Linked DNA regions of Homo sapiens: region 1 is linked to region 2. Evidence: chromatin contacts called from ENCODE Hi-C or POLR2A ChIA-PET data. All regions are on one chromosome and are shown on one strand. The core of a region is the stretch at or near the end of the contact, and the rest is flanking DNA. Distances in the headings are between cores, read along the strand shown. Region 1 has its middle 30 kb from the start of MIR6078. Region 2 holds the start of LINC02660 (long intergenic non-protein coding RNA 2660).

Evidence for each region. Hi-C counts contacts between places; a loop is a spot of excess contacts on that map. ChIA-PET counts read pairs that join two places held with the same protein, here RNA polymerase II (POLR2A).
Region 1: POLR2A ChIA-PET joins it to region 2 with 16 read pairs in activated CD4-positive, alpha-beta T cell. The contact joins the enhancer-like site here to the promoter of LINC02660 in region 2. A Hi-C loop is called at or near these places in 1 of 168 maps with a recorded cell type or tissue (Calu3). POLR2A ChIA-PET finds 5 or more read pairs at or near these places in 4 of 52 experiments (RWPE1, activated CD4-positive, alpha-beta T cell, activated T-cell and 1 more).

The regions. Positions count from the first base shown.
Region 1 is chr10:3,959,576-3,962,677 of GRCh38, reverse strand. No RefSeq gene overlaps it. Among named protein-coding and RNA genes, the nearest start is that of MIR6078, 30 kb to the left of the region's middle. RefSeq lists an enhancer at 2,780-3,102. Within about 2 kb of position 1,462, at least 3 of the 41 ENCODE cell types and tissues checked have a DNase peak (open chromatin) inside an H3K27ac peak, as active enhancers do.
Region 2 is chr10:3,910,655-3,913,665 of GRCh38, reverse strand. LINC02660 (long intergenic non-protein coding RNA 2660) reads right to left here and starts at 1,643. Exons shown (of 3, transcript NR_183984.1): 1 at 1,620-1,643.

The DNA.
Region 1 (3,102 bases), core at 213-2,712, 49 kb before region 2:
TCAGATATTAATCCAAAACAGATTTTTAAAAATATGTCTGAAGTCTCACTGTTTTACAAAATGTCATAAAAATACTAAATTTGTGACATTTTCGTACAAATATTAACTCTTTCAAATATGCATCATCAAATATTTCCAAAATTGCTTCCAAATCCGATGTTGTAGTTGTGATACTCCGGAACTACGCACCCATTTAAACCAATAGACTTAGTGATGCCACACACCAGACTAGCAGATGTGCAGCTGAAAATGCCTTCTAAGTTCATTCTGAATTTCACCGTTTTACAAATTCTCTTAAGTTTCAAAGATGACAATGCTGGCTTAGGTCATTTCTTGTTCTGCAGTGCGATGATTATTTTTCCTGTGCCATGGTGAGTTGAGGTTGACTCTGGCTATGAGAATGCCTGCCGGCCAGGTTTCTGATGGAATAAATTATTATTGAATAATGAACAATAATAAGAATATTACTTACTGTCTGCGTAGTACTTACAGGAAGCAGTGATGTCTATACTGCCAGATGGCTCTCTGGCTGGAGACACTTCTATCTTCCAGGAAGGTGAGCTGCTGGAGGCCGCCAGCTGAATCTCTCCCCAGGAATTGCTCTCACCCCAAGGAGTCATCTTTTCCAAGGTATATGCCCCTCCCTGGGGTGCACCAAATCTCATGGCTGTTCCCAGCGAGGTCTCAAGGCCTAGGCACCTTGCCTCAAATGTGTACGGGCTCCCAGCTCCAGAGCACCCGAATGACCAGCACAGGTCTCACTTGCAGCTGCACCACAGCTAGGCATCCGCCCTGCCCATCGGGCCCCTCCCTCCCTTAGGTAAGTTACTCTTGAGGGTACCCACCAGGATATCTGCTTCCCAGAACCTGCTTCCTGGGAGCCCGCCCTACGCACCTACTCTGTGCTGGGAATTGCTGGCCACTCTGCATATGTTCTTTCTTCTATGTCAGTAATCTCATGAGGTAGATATCATTATACCCATTTGAGAGGTGAGAATAATGAGAGTTCAAAGCCATAGAAAACTAACACCAGGTAAGGGTCTGAAAGGGGCAATGCTAATCCACCAAGGGCACTCTCTTCCCACCACAGCATACCCCCGCTCGGCCTCTGGGGTCTCCTTTGGAGTCTTGCCAAAATTTATCCAACATGAAAACCAACTAGGATCCGCAGAGAATTTTTGGATTAAAAAACAAATTTTACCGACTTAAAGAAAGATTCACCAGTAGCCTCAGAGGTGCAAATCCTGGCGAAAGAGTAGCTCTAGCCCTTTCCCCTGAGATTTATCTGATCCCCTGTGACATCTCCTGTAGAGTGACTAGGCTTCTCTGCAGGATGTGACACCCACAAAGTGAGGGTTTTAAAGCTCTGTAGTGTGGTGGGTTCCCCACAGCACAGGTGCCGGAGCTCTGCCCTGGAAGGGAAATGAGCCTTGGGTGAATCTGAATGGGTGTCTTAGGTATGTGGCCTTCTTGCCAAGCCCCTTAAACTTTGCATTTCTGTTCCTAGCAGAGACAGTAACACTCTCTACTCCTTGGTGCTGCTGCAGGGGTGAAGTGAAATAACTGTTAATCTTTCATGAAACGTGTTCAACACATGCTATTTGTAATCATCGATTCAAATGTATAAGGAAGAGCCATGGCCATTCTTATTTGCATCATAAACAAAAATTAGAGTGTTGAATTAAGCTGTGGCAATTCTTAGAAATGTCCTCAAAATTTTAGCTCAATCAGAAAGCTGTGAGAAGGCAGAAGTCCCTCCTGCCGTGGTCACAGTAAGGTTCCATTTAAGCCTGCAGCAGGAGCTGAAATCAGAAAACTCTTCCAAAGCAAGAAAGTGCACTTGAAGAGTAGAAACTAACTTGATTTGTGTGCCCCAGCAGAAGCAAAATAATAGCTGATGCTTGATGGCCCTGGGGGTTGAAGTCATCTTTGGTTCTGAAGAATTCTCAGTGACAGGCCACTAGCACACGTATGCACAGGCGTGCAGGATGGAAACTCACTAGTCAGGGGTGGGTGGAGAAGCTGCAAGGAAGAAGACAGGCTGTTTGTCTCTTCTTGGTTCCTGGTTCGTGATCCTTGTACGGCATCAGGGGTGTTCGCAGATCCTTTTTGTGAGGTAGAAGGAGAGAACTGAGAAAATCCCCTCCTGGGAATAATTTTAAGTAACTACAATTATTTTTAAACATTTAGAAGCTAATGTTTAGTTTAATGACCAAAATAATGAAAATACTACAAAAAAGGCCATTGTGTGATTTCATTTTTAAAAATTCTGTCTCCAGAGAAAATATTTGCTTAGCTACAGATGCCAAAGATGTCCTCTCAGGAGTAGTTTAACTGTGCAGTAGAACATTATTAAGGAAAGCATAAATCTAGCGTTGCGTGAAAATAAAAACTGCAATGATTAAATTGAAGGCTACTTTTTAAAAAATGGAGACCAGATGCAACCAGGCAAAGTGCCATCTGTGAAGGCTTTGTGGCTTCAAGGCCACAAAAATAAAATGTGGCACAAAAGGATGCACTAGAAGTTCCAACCATTATCATGGAAACATTCTGCAGAATTCCAGATGGCCTTAGGTTCCCACCAGCTGTGTCTGGGAGGAGATGATTCCTGTGTGCATTGAGGACATCCCTGACAATGGATGCAGGTCAGGACAGGAGCCTGGTGCCCAGGGAGGGGCTGAATACCTCACACTTCCCCACCAGCTCTACTCTGCATTAAGGAAATGAAGCTACCTCTCTAGGGGGAAGAGAAGTAATAATAAACATTCCTCTCGAGATCACACACCTCCGCCTGCACGGGGACAGCCACAGCGCACGCCTGGTTCAGCTTCTGTCTTCCCTCAGCTGAGGCGCTGGGACTTTGGCTGTTTCTATTTGCATCCTGAATAGCATCAACACAGTAAAATGCACGTTTTGGTATTGTCTTCTCCTCCTCCTTTTCTTTTTCCTTTTCTAGGAGCATTGTGTCTATCGTTGGCTGTGTGGGGGTTTTTTGAGGTGACGGGGAGAAAAGGGAGATGAAGTTGTGGCAAAGAGCATTTACGAATACGTTTCCTTGGTTCTTAGTTGCTGCCTAAACTGCTGCTGTACTCTCCAAACACA
Region 2 (3,011 bases), core at 394-2,893:
TGGCGAAAGTGTCCAGGGCAGGGGACTAAGATTTTCTTCCGGAAGCTCCCTAGGAAGCTCTTCATGTAATTCTTATTTCCTCCTGCTCAGTCCTCTACAGAGAAGGGCAGAAGATCAAAGCCAGTTTGGTTTGCTCAAGGACAGGTGGTTCTTACTCTCTAGCAACACAGTCCCAGGGCCCTAAGCCTTCTGGTCAACCACTCTTCATTATTTTTGCCACTTTCTCCGGAAAAGTTGGGTTTCTTTGCATCCTTTTTGAAATATGTTACAGAGACATGAGCGCAACCCATGCCCTTGGACAGAGGTGTCCTGTCAAGAAGGCCCCATCTCTGGGTCTAGGCCCTGTGTGCCACTGAGGTCCCTGTAAAGCCCTTCTTTCCCAGCCCATCTGTCTGGGGTCACTTCTGGCCCCAAGCTCTTTTCTTCCAATATTTGTACCTAACAAGCCTTTTTTTTCTTGCATTTGTACTGTTTGAATTTCATCAAGCATATAATTGTGTTTGTTCCAATGGTAAAAATAATATTTTACTATTTACCTACTTTTTTCAAAGGGCATAGGTTCTCTAAATACTAAGTGGTAGGCAGTGTGCTGAGGGCTGGGGCTGCCAAGGTGAGTCAGAGAAACCCCTGAGTGTGCTGTGCTACCTGCCCGGTGCAGGAAACAGATATCCGAACAGACGATGGGAAAGAAGTGGGTTCTGTGAAGGTGAACAAATGTCCAGGAGGGACATGGGAGGCTGCCTCCAGGGCTGATCTAAACAGACCCCCACGCCTACCCCAGGTTTTCTGGGGGTTTTACTGCTGCTGCCGCTGATGTGAAAGGCGGTCCGTGATGTTGGTGCTCTCCCTTCCCCTCTCTTCCATCCTTCCCAGAACTCTGTGCCTTGGGCCAGGCAAGCTCAACCTTAAAGAGCGGAGGAAGAGGTGAGAAAGAATGAATGAATATTGGCCGGGTGCGGTGGCTCACGCCTGTAATCCCAGCACTTTGGGAGACCGAGGCTGGTGGGCCACCTGAGGTCAGGAGTTGGAGACCAGCCTGGCCAACATGGTGAAGCCCGTCTCTACTAAGAATACAAAAATTAGCCAGACATGATGGCACAGCCTGTAATCCCAGCTACTCAGGATTCTGAAGCAGGAGAATCGCTTGAACCCGGGAGGGAGGTGGAGGTTGCAGTGAGCCAAGATCGTGCCACTGCACTTCAGCCTGGGCAACAGAGCGAGACTGTCTGAAAAAAAAGAAAAAGAAAAAGAAAAAAAAGAATGAATGAATCTACTTCTTCTTCTGTTAAGACAAAAAGGCCCCTAATATTTTTCCAGAGGAAGAGATAGAAGAGGTAATAGCAGCTGAGAGCACCTAGAAAAAAACAGCACTTCCCAGCTGTAGCTCTCTCCAGTGAAAACGCTGAACTCAGAACAAGCATTGTGAAGTCGCAGGCGAGAGAGGCCAGCTCAGGAGGGCCCCCTGACCGCCCCAACAGACCCCACTCACAATCTCTGCTGCACATCTGCCCATGGAACAATGGCACTCCGAGCTCCTGCTCCAGATCCTCATCTTCAGCTAACAAATCAGAAAGATGAACGTCCACGGGCAACGCAGAAAACATCATAGAGATCCCTACCCAGGTTTGTCCTCTTGCTCAAAGAAAGAAGGTCGTGCATTCAGGACAAGTAACGACTTGCTGTAGCTTATCTCCTTCAATCCCAAATAGTTCTCATAGTTGGCTGAGAGAGGAGAGACCAGCCGCCTGTAATACCATCTATGATGCCTGCTCCCTTCTCTCCCTTCCAACATTTCTCCTTGACAACCCCACACCAAGAATAAACAGACGGGAAGGCAAAGATGAGCTACAAAGTTTTGAGCAACAAAGCAGGTCAAGTGGGGAATGAATACTCCCCAGCAAAACACAGAGGATCCGATTCAAGAGTTCATTGTGAATATAAGCACATAGGTTAAGCCTGCATACACCGAAAATAAAAATAACCATGCCTGATTTCAAGACTGAGACAGAAGAAAAAAATTACTCAGATAGATACGGTGGTCATCTTCACAGCCTTTTGAGCTAGCCAATATTCACTTCAATTGCCTGAGGTTTGCAGTAACTCGCTTTGGGTTCTAAAAGACACAGTGGGCTCACTGTCCCCCTTTGGGTGTCCCTCTCTGCACAGATAAACCAGCGGCACGCGGAGGGCATGAGATAGAAGCCTGTCCACAAGGGAGGAATTATCTTTTACAGGCAATCTGGGAGCACCATTGAAAAATGCTCTTCTGTGATGAAATTATGAATGCTTTCACATCAAACAAAAATGTATTGTCTAAACCCTGGGTGAATATTGGATGTCATTTTTTTTTCTGCTCAGCATTTTGATATAACTATGCAATAATCTCCAAGTAATTTCATGTTTACATACACCAGGTGACACACGGCATATGTGAAATTATGGCACTTAGGAATATTAAAGGCATCTAATGCATAATGAAAACCGTATATTGAAGAATAATTTTTCTTCTACAGTTTTATAAGCAGTTGACAAAAAGCTGACAGGAGAAATTCTTCCAATAATGGAAGTACTCTCAGGTTTAATTCTCTTATAACAATTCTATTATGCATAAAGTAAGACGGAAGAAGTCATTGGCTTATGATCTAAAGGAAAGCATAATCGCAAAACTATTGCAATCAATGCTGTTGAAAATAATTCTGCAGATAAAAATTTAATAATTTTATATGAAGATACACTGAATTACAATTTTAGGTCAAGTTGATCTTTCAAAGACAGACTGACTACCTTTTTGAACAAAAAAGACTATGCCACGTGGTATAGTTTATGTCTACCCTTTGTCTAAGGAAGCAAAATACATTTGAACAATTATTTAATTGAATCTACTTAACATCATTGATTATTTACACCTAAAATAACTGCTAGCTAAATATCAGGATTTCTGTCTTAAAATTGTCCAGATCATTTCCTCAGATCTCCAAAATGTTTTGCTAATAATACATGCCTAAATAAAT